5 separate regions of the Mus musculus genome follow, and all the other regions are linked to region 3. The links are chromatin loops, found by intact Hi-C in ENCODE. Cell type or tissue: heart. All regions are shown on one strand. Region 1 overlaps Mecom (MDS1 and EVI1 complex locus). Region 2 holds the start of Gm33206 (a long non-coding RNA gene). Region 3 overlaps Mecom (MDS1 and EVI1 complex locus). Region 4 overlaps Mecom (MDS1 and EVI1 complex locus). Region 5 overlaps Mecom (MDS1 and EVI1 complex locus).

Region 1 (5,000 bases), 140 kb before region 3:
TATTTTATAATTGTCAATTCTGAGAATGCCACTTCTCAGAAATATATAGCACACAGAGCCAGAAGTATATCTTAAACCATTTCAGCAATTGTAGAATAATCTGTCTTAATCCCAAGTCAAATTTATGTACTGATTTTTTAAAATAAAATGTATCTATAACTTAAATAGCATTAAAAAGAAATCAGACACTTTTAACACAGTAAAAACAAACAGACTATTTTGATAACACTCTGGGGAACATGCTAGAAAACTATTGAAAGTCTTTTATTTTCTGTAATTAAACAATTCAGTTTTCATAAGAGCAGAACACTTTGTATAGACAAGAAAAATACTATAATACTTAATCTATAAATGTATAGAACCTGAGCCCAGGTGTGGAGAGCACCGTTCACTCACGTGTCGAGTCATAGGAGCACCTGCAGTGTTTAGGGCGGATGTGTGCTCAGAGCCACAGCTGCGGAGCCCTCCTGCAATGCCTCATGATAAGGTGTTGCCATGAGCACCTCTGAGACAGTTTGCACGCTTGGTTTCTAAGTTGCTTTTGGTTGCTGTGAATTCCTAACTCTACTAGTGATACCTTTTTCATCACTCCACATCCAGGATGGTAGGGATTAAAGTTTCAGGAGCTGTGAAATTGTGGAGTGGCTGTTACAGCCACTGGAAGGCCATGGCTGACCATACTTGGCTATACAAGTTCATATCAGTAGTCAGTGGCATCCATGCCTCAAGGCTGAAGCTACAAGTGAGTTGTCTGAACTGTAGTTCAAAGTTGTGGAGTACCTAATGTTGGCTGTACAGTGTTGGAAGAATAAACAGTGGCACACTTGGAATGCTCAAAGTGAACTTTACAAGATGCTGGTGTGGGCAAGGAACACCATAGGCATGGCAAAAGCCTTCTACTATGAAGGTCACCAGGTGGGTTCTTGCTGTTTCACTTTTCTGGCTCTCTGGTTATTCCCCTTCCATCCTATCTTTGCGAATCAAGCAAGTTTTGTAATTGCCTTCATCTATAGCTGGCCCAGGAAAGGCTGCTAAAGAATATTAGTGTGAGTGTTTATGGAAACCTGGTTTTGGTTTCAATTGGAAGCTGCACTATAGCTAATCACTTTTGTCCTTAAATGCTGTGCAGTCACTGAGGGTGGAGGGTGAACCCATAAGGATATATCCTACTGATGCACACTAAGTGCAAAGCCATGGTGGCTTCTTCAGACAGTTGCTCAAGGGCCTGCCTTCTGCTCTGCCAAGACCTACTGGAGCTCTGCTTGCTTTTCCTCACAGCTCTCTGCAGACCCGAGAGCTGGCAGGATGCCCCTGCCCTACCCCGAAGCTTTTCCTGTGTCCTGGTAGAAGAGTCAGTCTAAGATATCACTGTGATCAAGAAAGCCATGCCTTCTGAGTCACTGAGCCAGAGGAGAGGCCAAGGACAGCACCCCTTGTTTGGGGGAGGGTCTCTGGGTGTCTGACCATCCCAGAGACTACAAAGAAAGACCTGGCTCTAGTTTCCTTTCTCTTTCAGTAAACATACGCCTCACTTACTGGAACCTGGTTCAGTGAGAACAGTGTTCTGCCTGAACAGAGCATTGCCACGTCAGGCCAGAGTGAGGGTGGTGTGGTTCCAATAGACAAAACCAGTACAACCCATGACTGACATGTGACAGAGTACAAGGGTCTGGAAAGGGAAGATCCCACATCCTTCCTCCACTCCCAGTTCCTTGCTGCGGGAGGAGCACTGGTCTCCTGTTCTCTGTGTACAGTGGTTTAAGAAAGCTGGCTTTGCTCTGCCTTTGGATTCAGAGGAGATGGAGTACAGCTCTGGGAATCCCAGGTCGAATGCACTAAATGAGAATCTAGTACTTATTCTGATGGCAAGAGGAAGAAGCAATGACTAGCGGGTAAAATAACACCACATTGAAGCACAGCGACAATGTGAGAGGCCCTGCTGGCTGTCTTACGTGCAGCCACAATGCTGGTTCTAAGACACCATGGAAATATACCCTGCATGCCAGAAGTTTGTGTAATAAGGTGTGCTAATTTCAGTTATGGAAAACTTAGCTTTCCGTACTTGGATTTCATTTCAAAAGAGATTTTGTATTTTTTAAATGCATTTGTTTTCCTACAGCGACATGTGTCTCTGAGATACACCTGATACTACTGTATAACTTCTGAGTAGCGGGTTCAACTCCACCCTTTTTTACATCTAGGTACATTGACATTTGCATATGCTGCCACCAGGTGGTGGCAAATCCCTTGAGTCACGTGTATTTTAACTTTGAAAAAATCCCATTAAATTAAAAAAACACTAAAATATTTCTTTAAATTATATCTTTAGATGCTCAATATGTAAAGTAAGTCAGCCAAATTACGATAGCAAGAGTGGGAGAGAAGTTTCAAAGCCCAGTACCATTTGAAAATCCCCATAATGCTCGTATTTTATCTGGCATTAAGATATGAACTGTTTCTTCAAATAAAAAAAGAAAACTTAAAGAATAGAAAAAGTAATAGTCCAGAGCAAGAAAAGGGGATGGAGAGCACTTCCTAGAGCCAGGAGGAAGGTGGTGGAGATGCTGTGGAGTGGAATTGATTCTGCATGGGTGGTGGGAGAGGCAGACAGGCTTGGGAAAATGACTGTGGTAAGCCTTTTCCTCTGGGGCTCTGTGTTGGTGGAGTTGTGTCCTGCAGAAGCTTCTGGAAGGAGGGCTAGCGTGGAATGCTATAGCTGAATCTGTGATTGACGTGGTTTCATCAGATGATCAGATTCATCTTTGTCTAAATAGTCAACCCAGAGTTGCAGCTGGGTCCTCAGGTTCAAGGGCCAAGTCTTCCAGCGTGTGGGGTTCCAGGTGGCCGGCTTTCGATTTCTCAGTGCTCTCCTGTGCCGCTAGAAAAGACAGAAGGTAAGAGGCACAGCATGCGCAGACACTTGTTTTACCACCTTGATAGGGTGATTCTCCATGGCACACATGATCAGCATTAGAAACAATGCCTCTCCACTGGCTAACACACACACTTCCCATTGTGGCATGTGTGTGTGTGTTTGTGTGTGTGCGTGTGGGTATGTATGTGTGTGTGCTGTGAGAAGCTGTGTGTATATGGGGCATGACTGTGTATGAGGACAATAGCAGATGCCATGTATCTTGCTCTATCATTCCCCGACTCATGTCTTTTAGCAGGTCTGTTACTGAACCTAAAGATTACTAATTTTTTTGGTCAGACTGACTGCCAGCAGGCCCAGGGATGCTCCTGTCTGCATCCACCAGGGCAGGGTTATAGGTGTGGCCAGTTATGCCTGCTTTTTGTGTAGAAATTGGAGGTTTAGGTTCTGATTCCACATGTTTCCACTTCCCACTGAGCCATTCTCCTATCCATCCATCAATCAAACCATCTTTAAAAAACTAAGCAGCAGCAACAGCAACAACAAACAAATACTGCTCTTGACTAACTGTAGTAGCTGAGTACAGAAATCTAATTATCCTCCAGCAGGAAAACAGAGGAAGGGTTCACTGGCAAAGCAAAACAAAGACCCCACCAATCAACCAAACAAGAAACTCCAAGCGGTGGTTAATGACCAACCAATAAAATAACCAGGCACCTTGGGTCATATAGTTATTGAAAGAAGGGAGGGGGTGAGGAGGAGGGAAAGAGAGAGGGAGATGGAAAGAAAGGGGAATGGAGGGAGGGATGGAGAAGGGAGGGAGGGGGAGAGAGAGAGAGAGAGAGAGAGAGAGAGAGAGAGCTCTTGATTAAGTACTAATTACTAATTAGTTTCTAGTTGACTTGATTGACCAAGAGAAAGAGTTTCATCATGAGAAAAACTGACAGGAACACTAGAATGAATATAAACTCTCCTAAGGGCCTGGGCTGAAAATTCTCTATCAACTCCAGTTCTCACTTGTTATCAGGGGCCAGCCAGGGTTCACTGGCTAGAAACCCATAGCAGCCTCTCGTGCACCCGAATGGCAAACAATATGTCTGAGAGAACGTACCTGGAGTCTAGAAAAATTCTGCATATTTAAGGAACTTTCTAGTAAGTAAGAAGACAGGAACACAAGACCAAAATACACAGTGTTTGGTGATGATGACTGCTCTAGAACTCAGAAGAACCACAGTCAACAAATGTACTTGGTTCATCTACTTGGAGAGAAAACCTGAGCAATTTTCTCAATGATAGCAGAAAAACCCAAGAGCCTACCAGACTGAGAGCAAACAAGTGATAAAGGAGCCTATAGAAGGAGCCAGCAGGGTATAGCAGGAGACTTTATGAACTAGAAGAGCAGCCAAAGACTCCATCCCACCCAGGGGCTAGATGTAGTGTTGTTGTTGGCCTATATGCTCACACAACAGCAGCAAGGCAGGGATGAGCCCACTTAAGGGTCCCTGGGCAGGAGACCTTGATCGTAGCTCTACACTTAGCTCTCACAATGTAGCTTTTCTCTCCGATTCTGCCCATTCTGTTCATTTGTGTCAGCTGTTTCTTCCCAGAACTGAGATTTCAAATACACTCATCAGCCACCTATTGGCAAGTAATGGCAGCAATGACTATTGGTGTGTAGCCTACAGTTGAGGTCTTGGCCAAAACAACTCCACTGTGCTAGGTTTTGGTGGCCCATGTAGTCCTCTTTTCTCTGAACTGACATCCTTCATCCTAATATCTGTGATTGAACATTAATAAACAACACTACCCAATATGACCACAGGGTAGTGGAAAGAGTTAGAATGCTGTATGTGTGTCTGAGCTCAATATAATTTGATCCAGGTATGTTTCCATTCCCTGGGGTACTTTAAAATACTCTGCAGTGCCTGGATTCAGATCTTCAGCCTCTTATTAGGCCAATGTGGTCAACTATAACACAATAGTGGTTTCTATGTAGAGTGAGCTCCACCAGAAGTTACCTTCCCCTTCCCCCTTCTCTCCCCTCCATTTCTTTCCCATCTCCCTCTTATCTTTTCAGACGCTCAAGATAGCTTTAGTCTTTAAAATTTAGAGGAACCTTCTTTGTGCT
Region 2 (5,000 bases), 120 kb after region 3:
TGACAGTGCTGCCACTCTCTGTCCTGTCTCCAAGGCATTCTCAGAGCTCCACAATGAGAGCATTTGAACGCCATGGCTACCAAATAAGATTTAATTGACAGCTAAAGAGCACATTTTCAGTTACGATGGGTAGAACAGTGATGTTTGTTTCCTTGCTTGGTCTCACGTCTTCTATGACACTGTTTCTTTCTCTGGAGAAAGATAAAATTCATTGGAAAAGAGGGTAACTAAAAAAGCCAGTGAGAACATGAATTCTCATCCATAGACTAGAAACCAGAGAACGCAGAAACATGTGCAAGAACGTCAGCTTTTTCACTTCATCTGTGGAAGTCAAGGAGAAGCCTGGGGAACTGGCGTTTGGTCCAGCCTGCCTTGTACACACTACCATAGTCTGCCTCTCATTCTTCTAAATTATAACCAGGAAGAAAGTCATAGATTTTTTTTTCCTGCCTAGGAGGGTTCCCTAATAGAAGGAAATGGACCACCACATATGATTAATTGGGGAAAAGTGTCTCTTCCAAGGAAGCATGAAATTCCTCTAGGAACTAGAGCGTTCACACATGGGATTCTTTCCAGCTTCACGTAAGTCATGATAGACAACGGGTTGTACTTACTATGATTACACTAACATAAATTAGAGGTAATAATATGTATTTTGCAGTGATGGTTTAAATCTGATATATTAGTGGCTTCATAGAAAATATGTGATAATTCATGATTTTAAAATATAGAAGTAATTCAAATGGTCAAAAATAATAATTGCTCATGGGTTATGTTGAGAAGCATATTATTTTCCAAATATGAAACAATTATACCTTCTCTAAATTCTGACTCATCATTAAGGAAGCTATTCTCAGCAAGACAGAGGTCACATTAAATAAAGGTCCTTTTGAAATGTAGTTCATTATAGTAGTTACAGGTTCAATATATGACTGAAAATCAATGAGCAGACAGTCAGTTAAGACATCTAGAAAAAAATTAAAATTGCTTAAATGCCAGATTGCTGGCTTGTCCATAAATAGAATATTAAGGAAGAGCGTATTTCTTTTGAAAAGCAAAAATTTTTATACTTAAAATATGATAATCTGAACTGATTTACAAAATAACCTAAATGTGTAAGTTGACTGAATACCATCTATAATTACTTTGGAAAAATTTCAATACATAGTTTTCTTTCTTACTATTTAGAATCTGTAAATTACATATGCTGACTTTAATTAATAGATTTTTACTCTCTGTCACTTGGTAACTGGAGATCATATTTTAAGCATTTTTTAGATTTATCAAACTAACTTTTAAGATTCTCTGAGAATTTCCTAGAGCATAGAAATAGATTTTGTGTGTGTGTGTGTGTGTGTGTGTGTGTGTGTGTGTGTGTGTGTGTGTATGTGTGTGTGTGTGTTTTATTGAATTTGAAAGTAACACACTAATTGTTTTAAAACCAAAGCATTCGGGGAAACGAAACGGTGGAAGAAAACAGAAACAAATCATTTTTAAGACTCATTCCCAGGGGGGATTGCTACTTTGAAAATAACATACAGATATTTTCCTATGTAGCCAAGCACAGTTTCTTCCTGTGTTGTATCACTTATGGCGTTTAATACTCACTATGAATTAAAATTCCTCCTGTGTTTTCAGGGCCAGCACGTGTACGTGTATTTTATTGTCAGTGTCTTTTGTCAAAGTCTTGCTGCACCTCTATACCTTTATTTTTACAAATTTGATTTCTTTGAAACACAATTTTTATTTTTTTCCAGTTCTCTTTTACTATTGAAGCCTCTACATTGAGTTCATCGGGTTGTTTTCACAGTGTTAATTCCCAGCGAGGAATTGTCTCCGTTAAAGGAAACGCACATTTTAAAGCTTGTCGCTCTACCTTACTTTCTAGCTGCTTCCACATCTGCCCCACAGGCTGTGTCATCTTTCTGTTAATACAAAGCATCAGGATCGTGCTGTTTTCAGCACAAACTCTGCTAACACAACATTCTGCCATTTACTAAGCACAAACAATTTTCACATGCATATTGACTGTGATTCTAATTTCGTGAGCTTGGAGTAATTCTATTTTATTTTACTGGCTGTTCAACTTTTTCTTGAACAGATTTATAGTAACTTCTCATATACTAATTCTGTTCCTAGCCGTTTGTGAATTCATTTTTTTTAAATTCGCTTTTAAAATTCATGGTATTCAACATATTAAGTCATACATGGCAAAGCTAGTGTGAGCAAAGAGGGTAGAGAATATAGAGAGTTAGGGAAGAGGTTTAAGAACTATCACGATATCCTCCAAACACCACTTTATATGATAGTTAAGCTATAAGAGAAAAAGGTAGAATTAGAACTGTAAAACATTCCTGGTTGCAAACATTTGAAAATACTGGTCATGTTCTAAGGGATGCCCAGGCCTGCCCTGTGGGACTCTGTCTTGTACCACATACCTTTGTGTCTTGTATATTCCACAGGGACAGGGCAGAAACTTCTCAAGACACCCCTGAGCTCTAGGCGAGAATATTTTTCCATTTCACACATGAATATGGGTTTCCTGAAGGTCTAATTCCAGGTTCTTTCCTGATAATTTGTTGATCGTGTCGGCATTGACCTTCTTGACTACATAGCTTTTAAGGGGGAGAATGGACTCCCGGACTGCCTCTCCAAGTCCATGAACATGAAGTCCATCGGACTTTCAAACTTTCCTAATAGCAGAGGGCCCACATCAGTGTGACTCTGAGTCACTGAGTGAGCTTTAATTTCTTACTGCTCTCTTGTGGCCATTCAAATGAACTGTCCAAAGACCTAAAAATCCTATAATATTAATAGAAAAAATATTTTCCAGACAGTCATCATTTTGTAACAGAAAAAATTATTGTCTTGACATTTGAACATCAAAGCCAGAAAACAATTTCTTTTCTTCTTTAGGTATTGTGATGTAGTCTCAAAATTCAAAAGTAAAGGCTGGAACATTCTCTCTCTCTCTCTCTCTCTCTCTCTCTCTCTCTCTCTTTCTCCCTTTCTAATTTCTCCTCTCTTTTGTAAAGTCAACCACACAGTTATTTCTCTATGAAGTCATCAAAAGAGTGAAGATTGAAATATTTCTGGCTATTCTGAAGATAAAATAATGCAGTTCCCAGCTTGTTCTCTTGCTGTGGTTTTGGGAGTATCTGCAGTCTGTGTTTAGTCATCATAATTTGAAACAGTCATTTCTTTAAGGAAGAAAGCCTTCAAATGCAGACTCTATACTTGAATGCAAATACTGCACAGTTAATAAAAGTCGCCCTGTCATGTTTGTGTCTTATGATGTTGTTTGTGAGTAGAGTGGACTCAGGCACTGCAGTCTAAGGAATTCTAAGGGGGAGAGAATGTGCTGAAATGCTCTTTCCCTGCAGTTACATCAGTCAAGTAAGGTATAGCCTAACAACTCTCTAATTCATTTGACTTAATTTCTGTGGCCATGTCTAGTCAAGAATACTATGGTTTAATCACAATTATGAGCAACTGTGTTGGAATTAGCTTGTGCACATCATATAGATAACTCTTCTACGGGATGAGGCTCATGCTGTTCCTGGCATCATTCTATAGCCACAAAGATGGTTTCAGAGGATTGCCGGGGGCGGGGGGTGTGAATCCCCAAAGGCTATAATATCAATATGTGAAATCTTGACCACTCAGTTGCAGGATTGTCTCCTGAAGATACTGGCTCACAGAAGTTGTAGTTTATTATAAGACAAACAAAACCTAAGCATGCCATAAAGAAATATAAAAACAGAATCATGTTAAACATCACAAACAAGAATGATATAAGGACATATCTGGCCATGAAGATCAAAGGATGGTTTCCTGAGAATGTGACGCAAGAGTCTAGAAGCCACAAAGAACAGAAACGATGGGGTGATTAGGAGGACCAGCATGTACACAGGCTCTGCCCTGAGAAGAGTGGAAAGTTTTCATAAGATAAAACAATGGCCAATACCTTCAGGAAGAAAGCAGCAGAGAGAACAAAGTAACTTAAAATTGAGGTACAAACATCTTATGAGCTCAGCCAGAGTTAGTTCATCTTGACTATAAGAGAGAAAAGAAGGCATCAGCATTCTCTAAGTATAAGACCTTCTCATGTTTGAAAAGGTTGTTCTCCCAGGTACATAGACAATGGAATTAAAGAGGTCAGAGGGCTGAGAAGCAAGTCAGTTGAAATTTCCAATAGTTCACATGGCAGGTAACAGACATTTACAAGGTCTGAGGAATATGGGTAAAAACAGAGACAGGATGTTGATGGCTCAGGGCTTGAACATCAGTACTAACATCACAGAAGGTTATTATCAGCATTCTAGCTTCAATAGTGGGTGTGCTTCCTCAGCAAGGATGGAGAGGTGACCAGTTGGGAGGGGGAAAGTTGAGTTTAACAGGTACATGACTTGTCAAAGTGGACATATAATGAAGGAAATTGTACATGATGACCAAGATTTCAAAGGAAGGACCTGTGAAGGAGAGATATGAATGGAGTTGATATTTAAGTACAGGAGGAACCACAAATATTAATGAAAAGATTTGACTAAAGGGGAAAATAATTAGTAGTATGCTAGATAACTAGGACACAAACTAATAACCTCACTAACAATTGTAGATCTAACATGATAGATATTTCCTCATATCTTTGCTCCTATTAACTCATCCAATAGCCCCGATTATTCTATGATGGAGATACTACTGTTATCCCTTCTTTCTGAGAATATTTCCATGTGTGTGTGGATATCCAGGTGTGGGGGGATGTGTATACATGTGTGTGTGGATATGGAAGCTAGAGATTGTGTCAGGAGTCTTCTTCAAGCACCCTCTCTCATATGTGTCCAGGCAGGGTTTCTAAGTTAACTCCAGGGCTTGATGACACAGCTAGTCTAGCTATATAGCTTGCTTATGGAACTTCCCATTGCTGTCTCCTGAGTGCTGGAAGCACAGACAGGCCAGTACACCCACTGGCACTGATATGTGTTTTGGGAATGTAAACT
Region 3 (5,000 bases):
GATGCTCTGGGGGTGCAGTCCCTTTGTGCCTATAGCTTGGTGTTTGGCTGGGCAGACTGCAAGTCTGCCTACCAGTATCCCAGAATTCAAGTTCAAGTTTGTGACATACTTCCCTGATAAAGCAGCATAAATAATTAAAGTCAAATGGAACATTCGTCACATCGGCTCCCTTGGCTTTCTGATCTAGTTTCTGCACCTGTGCATTGAATTTTATTCAAATTTCATGGAACAAAAAGATTTAAAAGATCTGATAGGTGGTAAGAATTTGGAGGAGTCGGAGGGAAGGAAAATGGGGTAGCAATTGTAGAGGAATCAGCGACACATCTCTTGAGTCCCAAAATAATACTGAAATTTTCTTACCTGTGTCTCACTTAAGCTTAGGTGAAAGTCTGACCACTTCCCACATTGCCACTGTGCCGTGGAGAGAAAGCATTGATTTTCTTTTTAAACACACATCAATATCTATACACAAAGCTAATTTAATTAGCAAGCAGTTATTGTTCAGCCAAATGTCAATTTCTCAAATTATTTCATGCTTCCCAACTGTATGAACGGTATGAAGCAGGATTTCACAGATAGTCTGTGAAGGAGAGACTGCATATGAGATGCCCCCCCCCCCAAAAAAAAACAAAAAACAAAAAACAAACCCATACATTTGCTTGGTGTTAGAAGAAAAAAAAAAGTCAGACTTGGAGTTCAATGGCTGCTTAGCCACCCCAAGAACCCAGAGCTGCAGAATTAAAAAGACTATACTTAGGCTGAGGTTATAAAGGGCCTTCCTCTATAAACTCAAAACATAATGTCAGGGTGAATGGGAGCCTACTTTATTAACTTTATGGTATTGAAAACTGCCAGCAAGTTGTCTTGTTTTTAAATACCGTCCTCTGCAGAGTGTTACAGGGCCGTTTGTCCACAGGAAGCCATTAAAAGTGGACAGTGCAGTCATTTCATCTGGCTTTCTGTGGACTGCTTTTCTTTCTTTTAATGATGTGCTGGCATGTACCATGCCCATAGGGCCTCCATTAGCTGGACTCTTGCTTCTGGGACAACCCTGAAGTTTAAGGCTTAAAAGAGGCATCGGTTTACAGTCCTGTGGGAATCACTTGGATACTGGGGCGCTGACTTATTACCGCTTTAACTAATATATTGACTTATTTTAAATAAACAGTTATACCATGAAGGCAGAACCCATGGCCTTATTGGAAATCTTTGGGCCTTTTAAAGATTCTGCAGTCCTTGCAGCCTAGGGAGGAAGGGAAAGGATTGCGGAGGGTTTATACCCATTTCAAACCTGGAAGAAAATGCATTAACCCCTCCCACCCCAGCCTGGCCATCAACCAGTGTGTGACTCCTAGAAAATCTACCCACTCTGCTCAAACTGAGAATTTCCCAATGTTGTCTTCTTGGTAAACAACAATTAAGAGCAATAAAGAAAAGAAGCGTGCCATGGCTAGTACTGAAAAGCGGTTTAAAAGTATGATTATTTAAGAAAAAAAAATCTGATCGCTACTCTGTAAAAATCTGATCGCTACTCTGTTGCATGCATTCTCAAAGCCATACATTGCTTAAAGCCGCCTCCTGCCTTCCACTACCCTGGTAGTTAGATCAACTTTCCTGATCCGGGCTTGCAAACTAAAGCTGGTTCGAGATTAAGGTAAAACCATTATTTGTAATAGTCTATTGCAAGGGCGGTGCTAAACTCTGCAGAACAGGCGTATTCCTGATCACTGTGGAGCAGAAAGCAGCTTTGCAGTGGCTTAATTTGTAGCTGGTAACTACTGTAAACAGATTTCTCTAGAAATCCAAGGAGTAAAGGGAGTTGGTGGATTTGGCTCCTTGTATTTATTTATTGTTTTAGAAGGCTCCTAACTAACGGGAAGCAAGCTTACAGGGAAGCAAAGCACACTCCTTGCAAAACTCTGCCCTCTACCCTTGTTTGAGCCTGTTTTTCTTCGGATGGGGTAGATCTCCTAATGGGTTACTATTGGAGAGAGGCAGGGAGGAGCGCTCTATCACTTATTGTGAGATTGTGGGACTTTTTCTCTAAATTTCAAGTTATGTTAAGACAAAGCAGGATGGCTGTCATCATGTGAAGTTCCTGCCTCATATGCAAAAGAAGACGGTGTTGGGAGGAGGTGAGGGGAGTGGGGACCAGGAAGCTGCTGTTAGACTTTCTTCGCCCAGATAGATGCTTGTGATAATGCCGTGTAATCTTTCCTGCAGTTTATCTGTTGTACAAGAGTGAGAATCACAGCACCAATATTGATACTATTTAATAAGAGACACATATTAAACGGATAGCGGTAATGTTAGAATGGATCCTCGCTGTCTTTAGACACATCTCTCAAGGTCTCAGGGAGGAAATTAAGGAAATTCAGAGGTAGGAGCATCCTCCACTCAGGCAGTTTCCCAGGGTCTGTGTCTGTGAGACCTGGAGGCTGCAACCAGGCTGTCAGATCCTGGTGGGTTCACCTAGGTCGTTGAGGCTGCAGGCACTGTACTTTATTTCGGGATACATCGCCACCTAACGGCCTCCAGCCGTACCTGCAAGAATACCATCTAGACCCGTCGCTCCGCCTCCCACACCAGAAGCTAATGTAAGTGGGGAGAAAACAAAACAAAACAAACAACAACAACAAAAACCTCAAAGGTTTTTTTTTTTTTTTCCCTGAAATGTGAATTTAGTTAGGACCTGTCACTGATTTCCCAGGACCTTTGTGTCGCCACCAACCTTTCCTGCTTTTCTGAGAAGCTTTGAAAAAGGTTAGGCAGTGGGTGCTGCAAGGCCAGGGTGGGGTGAAGTAGGGGCTTGGAATGGTTTGGGGCACTGAGCACCCAGACCCCCTGATCAAGCTGAAGTGTCTGAAGCACTCAGTTCCCCAGATTACTTGTATTTAATACACAATGCATCATAAAACAAATCTCTCATCCTGACAGGAAGAAAATAGAACAGCTCATAGCTCCAGCTATTCCAATTTATGGCTAAATTAAAAAAAAAAAAAAAAGTAAAAGAAAAAGAGCACTTCAACAATGGGCAAGTTGAGGAAGGGCCTAAGATCAATGCAGGGAAGCCCAGACTCCTCATGATTCTCAGGCAGGGCTCTATGGGAATATCTCAATGCTTAGGTTATTTACAAAGGATTTTTCCCCTGTCTTACCTACTACTGCTGTGAGATCTCCCTCCCCCCCCCCCCCCCCCCCGCCAAACAATGGCCATTATCTGAAATAACAGTTCAGTGTCATAGATAACAGGCCACCAAAATGAATTAGTCACCACCTCTAGTCATTTACTGTCACCTGCTTCCTTGTCTTCTGACACTATTTTTGTTTTTTGATCAGCATTTTGGGGAAAATAAAGATCTACTGGATTTTCACATTAACTTGCCCTTGGAGAGAAAGAAATGTGGGTGGTACTGTGAGTCCTGATTCATAGATAAAAGTTTAATGTCAGCACACATTCTAAGCCTGTGAGCTGGCTCCACCCCTCCCAAGTACCTGTTCCTAGACCTAGGCATTTTACTAAATTTTCCATTGTTGAGTTGAGAATAAATTGGATCTGAGGGCTGGCGATTTAGCTCAGAGGCAGTTCTCTTGCCTAGTGGGGGTTGGGGGTGGTTGTCCTGGAGGTGTTTCTGTCTTCTCTTGGTGGGTAGGTGAGCTGTATCTTTCTATTTGCTTTTATAAATGGAGTTTTCTCATCAAAAGCATTTATTCTCAATTAAGCGGTGGGTTTAACATTTTTTTTTCCAAATTTATCTACAAATAAACACATGGATTCTTATATTTTGCCATCCTCTATCCAAATTCTTTCACCCAATGTCATCTCTGCATTGTATTGATAGAAAGTGCCCAAACTTATTATAAAGTTATCTAATATATAAAATATGAATCACTAAAAGCAACCACTTGCATAACTTGACTCTGGGGAAGTCATGGCCTTTTGAATAACTTAGAAAATATTCTCAATCTACTACAATCTATTTGTGAGAGAGATATGAAAATAATGCTTTAGATTTTAAGATTTGTTCTTGTGTGTGTGTGTGTGTGTGTGTGTGTGTGTGTGTGTGTGTAGGGGTATTTTTAAAATGTACACATTTCTGGGGACCTAACTATAAAAAGGAAAGGAATAAATTTAAGTAGAAACTTAAATTATATTTTATTTTAAAATATGCTTAACTGGAAACTGGAAATGTGTGTTAGTTTTCACTTTTGAAGCTGCTGTCTTGAGACTTTTAATGCGAGCCAGTATCTCTTTATCCTAAGAGTTGCCCTGGCCCTCTTCAGAGCTTCCAAACTACCAGCCTGCCTGGGGAGGCACCCTCACACCCCTGAAAGCAATTCTCCACCCTATCTTTCCCATCCCCCACCCAACTCTAACACAGACTCTCTCTCTCTCTCTCTCTCTCTCTCTCTCTCTCTCTCTCTCTCTCTCTCTCACACACACACACACACACACACACACACACACACACACACACACCCTTGTGCTCAGGACATCAAAACCAAAGAGATTTCCCTGGGGAAACAAATCCTGCCTGGAGAAATTTCCCCATTGGTTGTTTATCGGCAGAAATCTACATGTTTCTGGGGATGGTGCATCTATAATCAGTCTGTCCCTATAGGACTTGGGTCTTGGCGACCTTTTTGTGACCTCTCCCGCCAGAGGAGGCTGCTGTCACTTTAAAAATTTACTGAAAGAGGAGCCCGTCGTCTGGCTTCCGACCACTCTGGAGATAGCTCCCTTTCTCCCTCGCCCCGGTTTCTTTCTGGATGGCCGAGCAGATCCCCTTTAAAGAGACAGTTCATGAAATAGAAACCCTGCGGCTGGGCGCGGAGTGGCTAAAGGGGACGAGCCGGTGAGGGTCTGGCCCCGAGAAGGCTCTGGGAGGACCTGGGGGGCCGTCCTGGCCTGGCAGGCCCCCTACCTTCGCACACTTTCCTCCTGCGGGTCTTGCCCCTGGAGCTGCGACAGAGGAGTGGGAGAAGTTTTAGTAGGTTTC
Region 4 (5,000 bases), 230 kb before region 3:
CTGGTGTAGACTGCTGTTCCTTGGAACCTGAGGCGTTGGGGGAATCGGAGAAGACTTTTGAAGACAAAGTCCCTTGATATTTCCCTCTAATGAAATAACATTTCTTGCCTCTAACCTACACAAATGCTCCTGTAAACTTTAAGTTGTTGCTATGTTACTTCCAATGGCTACTGCAGTGCCAAAGCCATTTAGATACTTGTTGTCACACTGAATTGCTTAGGAACAGTGACAGGAAGAGAAAGTGTGTGAGTTCAGTAGAGGCATTGCCATATGTGTGAATATCTTCCATCTGTTACTGGTTGGATCTCTGGATGTGAAGAGTTTGTAGATACAAAAGGCCAATGGCATATGGTTCTCGTCAGTCTAAGGCTGGAGATGCCTGGCTACACAGGAGCGTAAATACAGTTCTTGTTCTACTTTTCATGATTCTGAACCTCAACTTAGTCATCTTCTGCTGCATGGCCAGATACCTCCTACCACCTCCTGACTTTGCTGATCAATGCTAAACTACCAGATGGAGGAAGCTTTATTGTCTTTGGTTTCTGGTCTGTCTCTATCAGCTCTGTGACACACTAGTTACAACATGTTACTGGAAAAGTAGCTTCAAATGGGCACACAAATCAGCCCAAGTGGCAGCATCGTTGGAGAGGGCTACAACCTCCACAGTTGTTCATCTGATCCCACTTTGAATGCTAGGAAGGGATTTAAACCTGGACCCCTTTGCGATCTTTCCCCAGAGTGTCAATGGGAACATGCAGTGGAAGCATTCATGCAGTATAGGTGGTGCCCAGAACATCTGTTTAAACCTTTACTTTTCATAGCATCGAGCTCACCAAAGATTTTGAAAGTCAAATGTATATTTATTCCATGGAGGAAACCTTATCAACCAGTGCAAAAGTTTACTGGCACTAGCTTGGGATATAACGGGCAGTTTAAATCCTGCTAACTGCGAATCATTTTTCAACAGTGTTTATGATTGTGATAGAGTTTAGTGGGGCAGAAGAACAGATAGCATAAATATTTCAACAAAAGCCTATTGGGCCAGCCATATAAATAAGTTAGACCTAGTTTGTAAATAAATTTAGCCTCGCAAACATTCATAATCTTCTCTTGGTGTAAACTATAGTAATTTATGCAGAAGATGCCCTGGATGCCTTTCATAAGAAGTCAGTTGTCTTTAGGAGGCACTGCCTGGTGCCCATCAACTGTCTTACACTGTGTGACTCAACGAGGCAGGAAGGATACTGTACAGACCACCTAATGCTACTAGTTATTACACATGTTGATAGTGACAATTCCCAGACACCAGGCAGGGTTTGGTAGTCTATGAAGTTGTCATATTATATCATTCCCTTAAATACCTAGCTTGTGTTACCACTTAACCATGTTGAAATTACCCCTTCTTCAATCATAAGTGTGGCTGGCATACACACACACACACATACACACACACACACATACACACACACACACATATATGCCTATACATATACACACACACATCTGTTCATATTTTTCTGAAAAGTTTTAAAAAATGAATAATGTTTTCTGAAATTAAACAAACAAAAAAAAACCCCAAAGTTTTCCTTTATGTTTTCAGTCACATTCCATCCCCACAATTTTGAACGATTTCACATTTCACATGATGGGGTGGGTGTCGGAAAACTCAATCCGCAGCCCTTTAGAGGGTAGAATGGGCCGGCAGATTGTGCTCGTTGGCAACATCTAGACTTGTTTTTAACAGCAGAGATATGGTATTTACAATGGAGCAGAGTTTGATCTTACTGGAGGGACCTTCCTCATCATGTTACCTCAGGACACAAATCACTGTTGTCCTTTTATTAACAAACCTGTGATAACAAGGATCAACTTCTCATTTAAAAAAAAAAAAAAAAAAACAAAACAAGACCAAAAACAGAACAGAAAAAGACTTCCCTGAGTTTGAGAGTCTAAGGAAATTTTGTTCTTTGGGGTACTCTCTGCTTCCTTTCCAGCCGAGTGTGGCGCTGTGGATGTTTAATTGCCCGCTTGCATTCCTCTTTCTCAGCAAGCCACAACCCCCTCTTCTGCCAGCCATGCATAAGTATTTTCTTTTCCTTATGCAGGACTCCTGGCTGGAAGAAAGTTCTTCTGTGTTGTAGCTGTAGGGAAGGTCTCCATGAGCTCTTCTGTGGAATGGACCTGAGCTCACGCAAGCTCCTTACTCATGTCTCAGACAGCGCAGTCTGGCTTAAGCACGAAGTGAGGCTCTCAGGGTCCTTTACTTCCTCCCGATCGCCATCTTCCAGGAAGGTTTTGCCTTTCCTCTTCTGGGAACAGTCTGATTCTCTTCTCTCAGTATATACTATTCTTCAGTGTCCTTGCGAGGGAAGTCATGGCTGGACTTTTTCCTTCAGTGTTTAGCTCCCCTTCTGAGACAAGGCGGTAGTACTTCTGGCAAGAGCCACCAAGCCACACTTAGATAACCCTCATAAAGAGACTGCGGCTCTCAGGTCCCACGCAGAACCCAGTGAAGCACATCCGTGGTCAAAGAGACCAGTCGTTCCCCATTAGTGACAGCGCATTAATGCTCCAGCATGTCTCAGCCACCTTTAAACGGTCTTGGTAAAGAAGCCAATCAGATCACTTCTTAACATGCTTTCCTCTGAAACCACCGTCAACAACATAAACAAATTAGCTATAGTAAACCACACATTCTGCCCACACAGAAACCACAGCCCTCACCAGAGGGCAGTGTACTTAATGTGAGAATAACAGCCCAGCTTTATAAGCCTCCACTGGGAATAAATTCCAGTTGCACTGGCTAGAGCAGGGCTGGGGAGCCAGAGCACGCTCTCGCCTAGGTTACGGATTGTGGGAGAGCCAATCGATTCTCAAAGTGTCTTTCCAGGAAATACATTTTCTAAGCTTTTGGCATGCCCAGTTTGGCAGTTCTCCAGCTTTCATTATGGGGATCTGCTATGGCTTCAGTGGAATGGTCCCAGACACAAACTGGCCCAACTCGCTAGCTCTTCCTCTCAGGTGGCTCCAGGGTTCAGAGGAGTTACCGGGTGGAAACCTCAAGGCAACTGCCTTTTTCATGGCCACTTTCCCAAGTTTATGATCCTCCATCTTGACCCCTGGGGAGTTGTGAAATATTCTCTATACCTTCCTCATGCTGATATACTTCCTTTCTTGACAATGGCTAGTCCTTAACCATCCAGTCCAGCCCTAAACCAGTGTGTTCCGTCATCAGTAAATTCCTGCCTGTGATAGTGTTTTCTTAAATACCTGTTTAAACAGTGATTTAGATAAGAGTGTCCCATTTGTGTGCAGCAGGAAATGCCTGCCTTCTTTTAGATATGCTGGCAAATAATTGCTGTAGATAGGGCCTGAACGCTGAAAGGCCGTACTCTGCTCACTGCAGATGCCTGAGAAGCGACCTGCCAGTAAGCTGTGATGTAAATACCGGCATTTCTATTCTACTTTAAATGGATTGGAAGCAAAGCCACTTTGGGGATATAAAAGGCTTATGAAAAAAAGCCAGTAGGTCAGAGGTTGCCAAAAATCTCTTAAAATTTTGTAGTGCTAAAAGAGAGTTCAGGCAAATGTTGCATTGTGAAAGGAATACAGACGGGCATGTAAGGAGTCTGGTCCTACCAGGCCTTCCAGTATAGACTGGTGACTAGGCTCACCAACAACAAAATATACCAAACATTAACCAGGTCATGCTTTCCCTCTAGGCCTTACCCACAGAACGTTAGTGTCTCTATTTTGTTTTCTTGGATTCTGTAAATAGATGCCAAAAGGCTCTAGCAATTTCTTTCCATCGCCATTTAAGAGAAGCTTAGCAAGGCCTATACCATAATATGAGAAATATATTTATGTATATATTTGCTATTTGTTTTCAATTCCTATTGTACTCTTGGCCCTGTCTGTTGCTACCTCTCCCAACCCTCTCTCATTCTGGATCTTTCTGACAGCAGACTAATGAAGTGCTTTGAATACTGTCAGGTAGCAAGGCCCAGAGGGAAGAAATGGATTAGGTCAGAACAAGGAAGCTAACTGAAACACTGAGAGTCAAAGGAGCTTGAAAGACCATTAGGAAAATTCCACATGCCAAGCCATGTCAGCAGGCTAGGGCACAAATATGCCATAGAGACTCAGATGTCACACACATGGACCAGAGTTGAAACATGACGAGTGTTTGCCTTTCACCCTTTTCTGGGATCATGGTGCTTTGAAGACTGCCCATGGGTGACCTCTCTAAGACAATGACCTCTATAGGACAGACCTCTGCTTCCAAATCTATGCTGCTGGATTTCCATAGAATCCTTTACAGCCTATTTGTCAGCTCCATGAGCATCTATTTTCCTCATCTTAGTAGTTTCCTTTCCTCCTTTCATTGGGAGTGTGAAATTTCATTTTCCTGGGGACATTTTCACAGAGTGCTTCAATGGCCAGTTCATTGCTCGGTTTGTGCATCTGGTATTACCTGGGCTCCTCCCTTTCCTCACATGTTCAGTGGAGGGCTCTGCTGCTGGTGGAGAAGAGCTGGCCCCTGAGGTCCTTTGCTTTCTCATCAGCACGCCTCTGTCACCACTCAGGAATTGTCCTGAGGAGGGACGGAGAGCATGTCCTGTTTTAATTTGGAAAGGAAACTGCAGTCTTCCCCCTCCCTTCCCCGACCACTGGTAAGCGTGCATGGACTCACAGACTCATGGCTCTATGCTCACATACTCCCTGGAGGTCCCTGGTGGGGCCTGAGGTTTGGCTAAGCCTCCCTCTCCTGATGCTGGGCACACATCGTCTGCGTTCAGCCACGTGTAATCCTTCCTGTCTGCCTGGGAGTTGGGCACAAAGTACTGGTGCTTGGGCCCACCCTCTTCTTTAGTGGCAATTAACCTTTACTACAGAGCTTCCTTTGAAGTTTGCTCGTGTTTTTATTACAAAACTGCAACAAGAAACATAATGGGGGGAAATGTCTAAATTTCTGAGTTACCTAATCTGTTCAATTCCCT
Region 5 (5,000 bases), 90 kb before region 3:
TGCAGAACTCTTGTAAATACTTGAGCCCCTGCAATTGAAGACAGCAGACAAAGGCGGCTTTGGGGTCTCCTGCAGACTTTGGAGGGGTCGCTCTGTCAGGCTGGTGCTCCAAATGAATTTGGCAATATATTATTCTGCACTTGTTGAGTGGAACATGCAAAAATCGCCCAGTTGGGGTTTTTTGCTGTCCTGAGTTTACACTCCTAGTAACAAACAGGTAACCTTGGGTGTTTTGAGTATTTTTCAAAGTAACCTTGTCATGTCATTCTACTGGTATTGGCCAGTCCATTTTCCCATACCTGTGTGGAATTTGACCCTCTATTTTCAAAAAACTAAACCAACAAAACAAAACAAAACACTAAAACCAAAACCAAAACCAAACCAAACAAAACCTAAACCTCAAATTAACCTGTAACTTTTTTTTTTTTTTTTTTTTTTTTGTCAATTAAATGGTTTATTCAATCAGATGGGAGACCAAACCTGCTTGGGAATATCTATAAAGAATTTTTTTTACAATATTGTAGTTTTTCTTATAAAAACACTTAATTGAAATGCCTAAGAGCTGCCCAGCCCAAAAGTCAATAAAAACCCTAGAATAGAGTTTATAAGGGTTGTCTATGTACATAATTAAATCCTTCAGGCACTTTAAAACTCTGCAAAATAAATGGTTATGCAAGAATAGCCTGCTGAGAGAAGAAACGCTTGTATCAGCTTTAACCAGCTACCCTGTGTTCCGTCTTTCTGGGCTGGAATGAGAAAGCTATTAGAATCCTGGAGGACTGCGGGCCACATACAAATCATCTTTGTTACTCACACTTGGGGGGTACTTTATAGTGGCTGTCAAGACCAATACAAAACATGGTTTGTGTCTGAAAAAGTCAAGTGCCATTACTTAAGAAAGAAGATACTAGCTACCCAAGTCAGTGACCAACATCCAGGATGTTTACTGAGTTTCCTTGTTAGAGAGAGGTACAGGTTTATTATTGCGCCCGACTGAAGTAGACTGACATGCAGGTTTGCATTCTAGATTTGATGGGCCAGCAAAGGTTAATTACTTGCCGTGATCTATGTGGAGCAGGAATAAAGGAGATGAACCATATTTCGATTTCATCAACGTTCTTCGGGGAATATATAAAAGGATGCTATTATTATGTGTGGGTAGGGGTTGGTGCGAAGGGGCGGGGGCATTAAAAAGAAAGTTGTCTAATGAATGTAGCCAATAGAAAAGTCCAAGGTTTTTTTTCTCCCCCCTGGCCCCTCCAAGTTATGATAAATGATAGCACACGGGAAAGATAACCTAGCAGGAGAGTGGGATCGCCAAGGCCAAATACTAAAACTCCCAGCTGACGGGGCTCATACACTGCAGCCTCTGTTCATGTTTATTTTTTCTGCTCACTCTTGGTTTCGTCAATCAGTATGATAGACGATAAGTCCTGACTAGAGCGGCCCGCGTCCTGCTCTCTCACGGTGGGTAGCATGTTGTGGTTGGCGCCGCGCAGTCGGAGCATCGCCCGCACCCGGAGCAGCAAGGGATGAGGTTCGAGCAACTTCCAGCAGCCAACTCCTTGGAGAATACCAAACAGGAACGTTATCAGCAGAGAGTGGGGCTGCCAAGAAACTGACCACACATTAGTACCTTTGTTTGGGTAGAGTCTAAAGGGGCTGTAGCTCAGACTTGAGACACTTTCTGTTAAATCATCCCTGGTGTTAAGTGTTAAAAGAGAAGCTTGTTAAAAAAAAAAAAAAAAGAAAGAAAGAAAGAAAGAAAGAAAGAAAGAAAGAAAGAAAGAAAGAAAGAAAGAAAGAAAGAAAGAAAGAAAGAAAAGAAACCAGGGCTGATGGCCCCAGGCAGTCCTGTGACAAGACTCTTCCCAGTTAGAGACTGAATTTGTGGACTTCCTGAGCTGAGGTATATAAATGGACATCAATTTAAAGAAAAGGAAAGAAATCCTTTTTAGTCTCCTCTTTACTTGTAAATGCATCTTTACTTGTAAATGCACACTATCTGCAGCAAAACAGCATAAAAATTCCTGCAAAAAGAAGTCTGTGGGCACAGTGGGGGTTGGGGGCTGAAACACTTCTTAGGTCGCCAACAGCTCATCAGATAAATGGAATTTCCTGACTGCTATCCACAGATACTAATGTTGTTTATTTAATCCCTCAGAACTAACACTCTGCATTTCTTCCTAAATTGTTGGTTGTTTTTTGTTTTTTGTTTTTTCCCCTCTATTTCTCTATTTCAGACACTGGAAACTTTTAGAAACATTTTGATATCACTATTTTTTTTCTTAGTTCATTTTGTAGGAGCTTAGTGAGTATTTAAAAAAAAAAATCAAGAATGTCCTGACTTGATGCAGTGAAGGAGCCAAAGTGAAATTCTTTTGATATCTCGTGATGCAACCAGTGGCCAGACATTTCCTGTTCAGCGTTTCCCCCTGGGAATTCGGGTTTTCTTCCTTAAGAACACATGCACTGGACATCTCCAGCACTGCCCTGTCTGAAATTTCAAATGAGTGACCCACACCTTCCCTCCAAAGTGTTGCTTCACAGTAGGAAGGGAATGTAAACCGGACAGCTGGCTGCCTACACAGCTTTTCTTTGCTTCAGAAACTTTGTGGACTTGCTAGAGAGTGCTCCTTCCTACCTTCAGACTCGGTCCCTAAACAAGGCAAGCATTTTCTCATTCCGACTTCGCGTCCCTGGTGCAGTCCCTTGGAGCTGCTGATGTCTGTTAAGCTGAAACTCAACACGGGAATATTAGTTTTATTTCGGTTAATTATGTTACTAAGAGCTCATGAACCTTAAGATTTAGGGCTGGTCTGTTTCTAGTTAGGCTGCCAAGTTTTCGGCTTGATGGAGGGGGTCTGTTTCATTCTCCGTGGCCTCTGCACCTCCGTAACCCCTGACTTCCTCTTTTCCTGGATCGCAAGTTTACGTTCTCCCCTTCTGTGAGAAGATTGAATGCTTATTCAACTCTGAAATGACTATGGTCACAAAATATCAACAGTGATTTTTAATAGATCTGTGCCTATCAAAATATTGTTGCTGAATAACAGGGTAGAGGTAGTTGTGGCTGCTGATAGTAAGGAATCCGACTGTTAATAAAAAGCAGACAGGGGCTTGAAACAGTACTTCCAGAGTTGCAATTTAGACACTTTATATTACTTTATTTAGTGCAACACCTGCAGCTACTCACATTGCTGGTGGCTGAAATAATCCAGGTCCACACAGGGAGAGTATTAGAATTTCATTGTGCTATTTGTGCTTACTGTTTAAGCCCTCCTCATAGGGGAAAGCATTAGCTAAGTGTACAGTAGATAATAAAAAACGGGATTTGGCTCATCTGTGGCCCTTAAATCTGCCTAGTAAAAACCTCCCTTTGTAATTAGTATCTGACTTCCCTTGTACCTCTGCTGGGCACCTGGGGGTGGGCAGTGCCACAAGCTGCCACTTGTTAACGTTTAGTCAGTTGTCCCCACAGTTTGTGGATTTTATGATCAGGCCCTCTTCTGAGCCTTGGCCAGTGTGAACTTCCTAAGCTTTCTGCAGATGCTATAATGGATTTCGGATGGAAGATGATTGTACCTCAACAGGACAAAGAAGGTGCTTCACATTAAAGCAATAATACAAAGTCATTCTTCACCTTTAATTGACAGCCCAATTTAGATTTCAGAGGATGCTTTCTAGTGATGTTCTATTTTAATGTGAACTCCAAAGGGTTGATAAACATCAGTATATAGGTGTAAAGAGTTCAAATCAAAAAGTTTCCTCATCCAGGCCAGAGAGAGAGAGAGAGAGAGAGAGAGAGCGCACTTGAGGCTATTTCTCATTCCTGAAGAGGTACACAGTTCAGTGGATTCCTACCCCTCGACTTGAATTGCTCAGGGTCCACTGAGACAAGCCATACTGCTCTGCTTGTTTGGGGGTCAAAGAAGTAATCACTAAGGCCTTCCTTCAGAATATTTTTAAGCGTTTAGGGGAGATAAATAGCATGCGGAGATTTTATAATCATGATCCGAGTTTCCAGATAGCTGTCCCACTTCCTAAGCTCTGCTTGCTGAAGTTTATTTGGTCACTGAAACATTAAGCTTAAGCAGTCCTGTTCTTTCTACTTTATGAAAATGTAGACAGGAAATTATCAGCAAATTGCTCGTTTAGAATTAAAGGCAGGAAATGAACTTCAGTAGTTGAATTCTTGTTGTAAAAGCTTCTACCTAAAGTACAAATGAAGCCAGAAAACCATGGGTTTTTTTTTGTGTTGTTGTTGTTTTGTTTTTTGTTTTTTGTTTTTTTTTAAGTCTGAGTTTGCTATATCAACACAAATAGACTTAAATGAGTGTCCTATGTTTCCCCCAAATGCTGATGCATTTTTTGCAGGATCCATAGCTATTTGTCACTAATTTCCTGACAATCTAAAACTATAACTAGTCATCCTGGTTTTCTCAACCTCTTATTAAAAAATACAATTTCTTAAATTGCATTAATAGATGAATGTAGGCTATGACCCAGAAATCATAACTCTGTCAATTTATTACAAAAATATAAACATCTCTTCAAGTTTGAAAACTTGAAATTTCAGAACTTTCTATTAAAGCCTTGCTTATAACACATGAATATATATTCCTAAATAGTTGCTAGTTTCCCTCCATGGGGCCTTTTTTTAGCTATTCCTTTTTGAAGCTTGTTAATCAGATTTTATTCTTTGTGTGTTATATTGTTAGTATGCCCAATACATCAGTGGTATCTACAAAATAATTCCTGCACTTAATTTTCTTTTATATTTTTGTGCTGTCACTTTTATTTCTCCCAATATTTCAAACACTCTAATATTCTTTAAAGTTTTCTTTATTGGTATTACATTATTTAAATAAACCACAGACATAATTCTCCCCCAACCCAATGATGTGTACCGTGTCTGACTGCTTTGATTACTGTTAAGGAAAAATGAATTGCCTTACATTAAACTAGGAAAAAACCCTCAAACTTCAGCCTAACTTTCA

Evidence for each region. Hi-C counts contacts between places; a loop is a spot of excess contacts. Peaks named below come from ENCODE experiments on the same cell type or tissue, not always from the same donor. Only the 100,000 strongest peaks of a DNase experiment are listed, where the experiment ranks them.
Region 1: it touches region 3 in a loop (2.3-fold over the local background); 7 of 42 quality-filtered maps call a loop at or near these places.
Region 2: it touches region 3 in a loop (2.6-fold over the local background); 3 of 42 quality-filtered maps call a loop at or near these places.
Region 4: it touches region 3 in a loop (7-fold over the local background); 5 of 42 quality-filtered maps call a loop at or near these places.
Region 5: a loop joins it to region 3, with 2.2 times the contacts of the local background. A loop is called at or near these places in 5 of 42 quality-filtered maps.

What each region holds. Positions count from the first base shown.
Region 1 is chr3:30,157,763-30,162,762 of GRCm38, reverse strand. The region is part of intron 2 of Mecom (MDS1 and EVI1 complex locus); the gene reads left to right. Among named protein-coding and RNA genes, the nearest start is that of Mecomos, 140 kb to the right of the region's middle. In heart, a CTCF peak has its summit at 2,228; a DNase peak (open chromatin) is centred at 1,282; H3K27ac peaks cover 716 bases.
Region 2 is chr3:29,888,688-29,893,687 of GRCm38, reverse strand. It overlaps Gm33206 (a long non-coding RNA gene), which reads left to right and starts at 461. Exons shown (of 6, transcript XR_880724.2): 1 at 461-582. Mannr (Mecom adjacent non-protein coding RNA) reads right to left here and starts at 2,671. Exons shown (of 2, transcript NR_110437.1): 1 at 2,439-2,671. In heart, a CTCF peak has its summit at 2,772 (motif pointing left); no DNase peak of the experiment used is centred here.
Region 3 is chr3:30,012,963-30,017,962 of GRCm38, reverse strand. The region is part of intron 2 of Mecom (MDS1 and EVI1 complex locus); the gene reads left to right. Among named protein-coding and RNA genes, the nearest start is that of Mecomos, 4.5 kb to the left of the region's middle. In heart, a CTCF peak has its summit at 2,525; DNase peaks (open chromatin) are centred at 2,512 and 4,772; H3K4me3 peaks cover 832 bases; H3K27ac peaks cover 1,413 bases.
Region 4 is chr3:30,244,478-30,249,477 of GRCm38, reverse strand. All of the region lies in intron 1 of Mecom (MDS1 and EVI1 complex locus), which reads left to right. Among named protein-coding and RNA genes, the nearest start is that of Mecomos, 230 kb to the right of the region's middle. In heart, a CTCF peak has its summit at 2,706 (motif pointing right); DNase peaks (open chromatin) are centred at 2,957, 3,377 and 4,717; H3K27ac peaks cover 2,390 bases.
Region 5 is chr3:30,103,140-30,108,139 of GRCm38, reverse strand. All of the region lies in intron 2 of Mecom (MDS1 and EVI1 complex locus), which reads left to right. Among named protein-coding and RNA genes, the nearest start is that of Mecomos, 86 kb to the right of the region's middle. In heart, no CTCF peak of the experiment used is centred here; DNase peaks (open chromatin) are centred at 1,479 and 2,489; H3K4me3 peaks cover 1,380 bases; H3K27ac peaks cover 3,313 bases.